Linked DNA regions of Homo sapiens: region 1 is linked to region 2. The links are chromatin loops, found by intact Hi-C in ENCODE. Cell type or tissue: chondrocyte. All regions are shown on one strand. Each heading gives the region's core, and the rest is flanking DNA. Links, peaks and the distances in the headings are about the cores only. Region 1 has its middle 2.5 kb from the start of LINC00547. Region 2 overlaps LOC124903159 (a long non-coding RNA gene).

What was found. Hi-C counts contacts between places; a loop is a spot of excess contacts. Peaks named below come from ENCODE experiments on the same cell type or tissue, not always from the same donor. Only the 100,000 strongest peaks of a DNase experiment are listed, where the experiment ranks them.
Region 1: it touches region 2 in a loop (2.0-fold over the local background); 1 of 110 quality-filtered maps calls a loop at or near these places.

The regions. Positions count from the first base shown.
Region 1 is chr13:37,530,950-37,533,875 of GRCh38, reverse strand. No RefSeq gene overlaps it. Among named protein-coding and RNA genes, the nearest start is that of LINC00547, 2.5 kb to the left of the region's middle. In chondrocyte, for the core only: no CTCF peak of the experiment used is centred there; no DNase peak of the experiment used is centred there.
Region 2 is chr13:37,445,397-37,448,322 of GRCh38, reverse strand. The region is part of intron 2 of LOC124903159 (a long non-coding RNA gene); the gene reads right to left. Among named protein-coding and RNA genes, the nearest start is that of LINC01048, 38 kb to the left of the region's middle. In chondrocyte, for the core only: no CTCF peak of the experiment used is centred there; a DNase peak (open chromatin) is centred at 1,634.

The DNA.
Region 1 (2,926 bases), core at 117-2,616, 86 kb before region 2:
AATGAAGTAAAATGGACAATTGGAATAATTATATTAAAAAGTCGAGACTAAATCCAGTTTTCTGTTTCATTGGTACTAAAAGAGCAAGAAAAAAGAGTGAAAAACAAAAAGCAGAAGAAAATGCATTAGAAAATAGCACATTGATCTCCCTATAAATAACTATTGGGTAAGTTCTGCAAAGTGTTTTCTAACCGTGGTTTGTTTTTTTTTTTCAGTATGCAAGGACAACATGTAGACAGGTTTGAATCCCTTTTTCAGTTATCTGAAAAAATAACCATATTGCTTTTGAACATCCACAAATTAAATGAACCATTTTAAAAAAAGCCATTCCATTCTGAGATCTTTGCTTTGGGATCAAGACAATCTAAACATTAGTTGATACTATCTGTACAGGGTTACAAATTAACCACTTTCAAGTTTCAGAGGATATGAACTAGTATACTTAAGCCAAACCTTGAGAAGATGTGAAAGACTATATCGATAGCCATCGATGTTTTCATAATACACACATGAGAAAGACAAAAAGCAAAAAGTCTAGAAACTATATCAAGAAAGCCAATACCAATTGAGGAAGTGTCTGGCTTTAATACAGAATAAAGAAAAAGAACCCGCTAAGAGTTTACAATGCAATGGCACATCATAAGTTACTGCAGTATAAATAATGCATCTCTACCATATTCCATTTCTGAAGAAAAACAGATTTTTTTGGTAATAATCTGTCTTAGTCTGTTTTTTGCAACTATAACAGAAGACCACAGGCTGAGTAATTTATAATGAAAAAAATGTATTGCTTCACAGTTCTGGAAGCTGGGAAGTTCAATAAAAAGGTGTTGGCATTTTGCGAAGACTTTCTTGCTGTATCATCTCATGGTGCAAAGGCAAAGATAGGGCAAGAGAGAAAGCCAAAAGAGATTGAACTCCCCCTTTTTATAACAAACTCACTCTTGCAATAATGGCCTTAATCCATTCATTCTGGCCTCCTGACATAATTGTTTCTCAGTAGGCCCTAACTCTTAACACTGTTGCATTAGGGATTAAGTTTCCAATGCATGCTTTTTGGGGACATATTCAAACTATACATAGTCTGCAATTTAATTGTAGCTATAAAAGTGGAAGCAGCAAAATAATCTTTGTTAATAGAAAGCAAGTTCATCTATTGGAATGGGGTTAAGAGTCATCTATTGTCACGTAAAAGGCATTGGGCAGACTGTCAGAAAACAGTAATGGGTATTTAGAAGAATCACAGAGATAATGGCAAAGAAAGCTGCCAATTTCTTGAAACAGCTAAAAACTTAGAAGCTGTAAGCCTTATTTTCCCAAACTTTGACCTCTTGCAATATAGTTGTCAGTCATTTAAATTCTACATATAATTTAGGCATAACAGTAATATTTTATAGTTAATATTCATTTATATCAACCAACGTATTTACTTTTTTTTTTTTTTTGAGATGGAGTCTTGCTCTGTCACCCAGGCAGGAGTGCAGTGGCGTGATCTCTGCTCACTGCAACATCTGCCTCCCAGGTTCAAGTCATTCTCCTGTCTCAGCCTCCCAAATAGCTGGGACTACAGGTGTGTGCTACCATGCCCAATTAATTTTTGTATTTTTAGTAGAGATGGGGTTTCACCATGTTGGCCAGGCTGATCTCGAACTCCTGACCTCAGGGGATCTGCCTGCCTCAGACTCCCAAAGTGCTGGGATTACAGGAATTTACTCTCATTTTTTCTTTATTCTCTCCCGCTCTTCTGTGTTTTGAACATTTTTTTTTTGCCTAAAAATATCCCTTCATTTATTTTTTTTAGTTCAAGCTGAATGCTGATAAACTCTCTTCATTTTTGTTTGTCTGAAAATGCTTTATTTCACCTACAGTTTTGAAAGATAACTTCACAGTATATTAAATTATAATTTGGTAATTATTTTCTTTCAACACCTAGCAATGTCATTATATTATCTTCTGGTTTTCAATGTTTCTCTTGAGAAATTAATAATTTTTGTTTCTTTAATAGAAATACATCTTGCCTTCAGACTGCTTTTAAGATTTTTCTCAGCCTTTGGTTTTCATTGATTTAATCACTTTATATGCAGGTGTGGTTATCTTGTTTAAATACTCTGGGTTTCCAGAGCTTTGGATATAAAGGTCGATATCTTTCAATGGTTTGGAGAAATTCTTGGATGTTTACTCCTCAATGTTATTTATGATTTATTCTCTCTTTTTTTCCTGGCACATCAGTAAGATGTATGTTACATTATTCTAATAGTAGAATAATGTAATGTCTGATATTTTAGCTCTGCTCTGTGGTTTCCATGCTTTTTACTCTCTCTGCTTATATTCGGTTATGTTTTATTGTTCACTTTTCCACTTTACTAATCTTGTCTTCTCATGCACCCAATTATTACAGGACCAACAATTTCCTATGTCTGCTGTGTAGTAACATACCAATACACTGAGACAGCAGAGTTTACAGCAGAGAAAGAGTTTAGGTATCCAAGGGCAACTAAGCAAGGAAATGGGAGGAGATCCTCAACTCCATGTCCCTGAGGAGTTCTGGGGTCAGATTTTTAAGGGGATTGTGTAGAGTGAGAGGCTGGAAAATCGGGTTCATTGATCAGTCAGGGTAAGGGGGATAAAATCTTCAGCATGTGGAAACTACATTCTTTGGTGAGTCAGCTTCTCACGGCATCCTTCAGACCAGCTTATCTCAATAGTTTCACTGGTATTCAGGACTTGAAAGAATAACTGAAATGGAAAACTTTACATTTCACAATATTCAAGTTGTTGTCTATAGGGCAGTTAAGGTGATCTATGACCTTGTGACAAGGTTTTCATGCTTCTGGGACAGTAGGAAAACAACTATGAGGAAGTGGGTCCAAGAGCAAGCTGACCTAATAATTAATGGTGAGTCTGCTGTAAGCTTGGCTTATCTTCA
Region 2 (2,926 bases), core at 274-2,773:
ACATTCAACTCTTCCCAGGCAGAAGTAAGAATGTTTATAGCTTTCAGCCTCACTGTTTGTAAATGGAAAGCTGAGCTCAGAGTTCATAATCACTGATTAGGCTGCTGTTTTTTATCCAACCTTAGCAGAGGAAAAAATAGTGGGTTCTCATACTGAACCATAAACACATGTTATGTTAAGTGTAATAAATTCCCTAACATTGTACTCTTTTTGAAGGGAAGAATGAGGGATATAATAGAACATTTTCAGCTAAAAGCTAAAAGAGACTGTCTAGTTGGCATATCAAGTTAGAAATGAAAAGAAATCCATTTAAGTACTGCAGCATATGTATTTCATGGGCTAGCATCATAGAATACTGAAGCTAGAAGAGCTGCAGAAGTACCTAATCCAATTCTTTCTTTACAAAAGACAAAACTGAAAACCAATGAAGCAAAATGATTTAAAGTCACATAGATAGTTAGTGTCAACATAGATAGTAGGCTCAATTCTCCTGATTTCTAATGCAGCATACACTGATGGTAACTACTGATCAGTGCCACATATCATACAGGTCATGTCACAGCATTCTGAAACATGTAAGTTCTTTTTCTCACTGTCTGGACCACTTTAGACCTAGGTATGTAGCCATTACCATCATGTGGGACTTTGTTTATGGGAACGGCCTTGCCCCACCTCCTCATGCACGAGAATGAATGCCTTTGGCTAAGTAAGAAAGCTCAGAAAATATCTGTAAGTAGGTCTGATTTTGATGAGTCAAGAAGAAAACTATTGATTATAAGCTAGGAATAAAAACAGTGGGTCAAAATATAATAACCACATTTTCTAGTTTCTTTATATTTGATGCTTTGACATCTTGGAGACTTGCAGACTCTGGAAAGACTGACCCTAGTTAATTCTTAGAGATAGTAAAAGACTAGCTTATGAGTGCACCTTTCATATACCAAGTAACCAATCCAGAGCCCACATCTCAACCACCTTCTTTATTAGTCCTTTACACTGAGGACCACTACCCGCCTGCCCTACTCACCCCAGACCCAGATACCAGACAACTAGGGACAGCCCCTAGATCCCATAGCGTGCTGAAATTACTCGAACTCATCAATACCAAACCTGTTTGCCCTTCCTTGCCAGTCACTTCCTGTGGAAACCATAATAAAGACTTTTGTCCACATTTTCCCCTCACTCCCTCTGCCTCCTGATGCCAGCGCTTCCCCAGGGTGGCCAGGTGTGGCATGGTGTACCCCTTCCTCCTGGAACTGTGAGTAACAAACTACCTTTTCAATGGCAACCATCTCCTAATCTGGTCACCTGCATAATAATAACAAAACCTACATTTTGCAAAACAGAGGTCAAAAGCCAAGAAAACTAAAGGTGCCAAAATCAGAGATGGGTTTGAAGCAAGCAAGAGGAAATAAGAGATAAGTCACAAGTAGGGATAATGTGGCAAAAGTCTGGCTCAGAAGGAACTCATGCAAACCCAGAATACTGATGGGAGTATGCCTTTGGTGCCCTGCTGCTGATATGGGAGGGTTGCCTTAAAGTGTTAAAGTGGCACATCAACAAGTTCCTCCTGAACACATCCTTAATAAGTGGCATGTGAGCACTAGAACATTCCTAGACACAGACTCACTGTGCAGCATTCCCATGACCGGCGCCCTAGTTCTGGTCCATAGCAGAATGCTGAAACAGCTTCTTAGTCATCTCTCTGCTTTTTTTCCCCACCCGTATTTAATTCATCTATTTCAACCCTTCTAAGTCACAGCTTGAATGTTCATAAGAATCTTCCATAGTTCCTCATATCTTCCTCATTTAAATTGAATCCTCGCCGTTACATTCAGAACTTTCCAAATGGTGTCTCCAGCCTGTCCTCCAGTCCTGACTTCCACAGTTCTACATTCCCTACGATCTGGCAAAATTAAAGTATCCACTGTCCTTAGCACATTTTTCCCATGCACTGAACCACTTCATTACTAGTAGCACCATAAAATATATTTTACAGTATTGATTTTGGACATAAACATATCTGGGTTTGAATTCTTGGCCACAAACTGGTGTGATCTTGGAACTCTAAGTCCTTTTTTTGCTCATGATAAATAGATTTCATAATATATATGTTACAGGATGATTAAAGAGGTTAAATGAGATAATACACGTAAAGATCTCAGCACAATTTTGGTGTGAATTAACACTAGTTAACAGCAGCTATTTTATCGTTGCTCACCTTAAGTGTATTAGAGTTTTCAAAGTATGTCAGAAACATAATGACATTTGCTACTCATGAAGTTCTAACATGTATTATAACTGTTGCCATTTTTCAGATGAAAAACCTCAGACTCAAGAGAAGGGACTTGCTCCAGGTCGTATAATTAGGTAAGAATTACAAAAGTTTTTTTTTTTTTGAGACAGAGTTTCGCTCTTCTTGCCCAGGCTGGAGTGCAATGGCGTGCTCTCGGCTCATGGCAACCTCAGCCTCGCAGGTTGGTTCTAGCAATTCTCCTGCTTCAGCCTCCCAAGTAGCTGGGATTACAGGTATGCACCACCACGCCCGGCTAAATTTGTATTTTTAGTACAGACGGGGGTTTCACCATGTTGGCTAGGCTGGTCACGAACTCTTAACCTCAGGTGATCCACCCGCCTCGGTCTCCCAAAGTGCTGGGATTACAGGTATGAGCCACTGTGCCCTGCCTAAAAAAGTTCTTGACTGCTTCTTACTTTCATTCTTTTCTTCTCTACAGTGCAGATGACATAATGCCTTATAAAGTAATTTAATGAAAGGAATGGAAGTAGTCATGTTTTATTCTCACAGTACCTAAGAATTAAGAAGAAATTTTTAAAAACTTGGTTTACTGATTATTTGTATGTGCCTAACACTGTTAAGAGTTTTATATAAATTTTTATTATTTAAATATAACAACACATCTGCAAG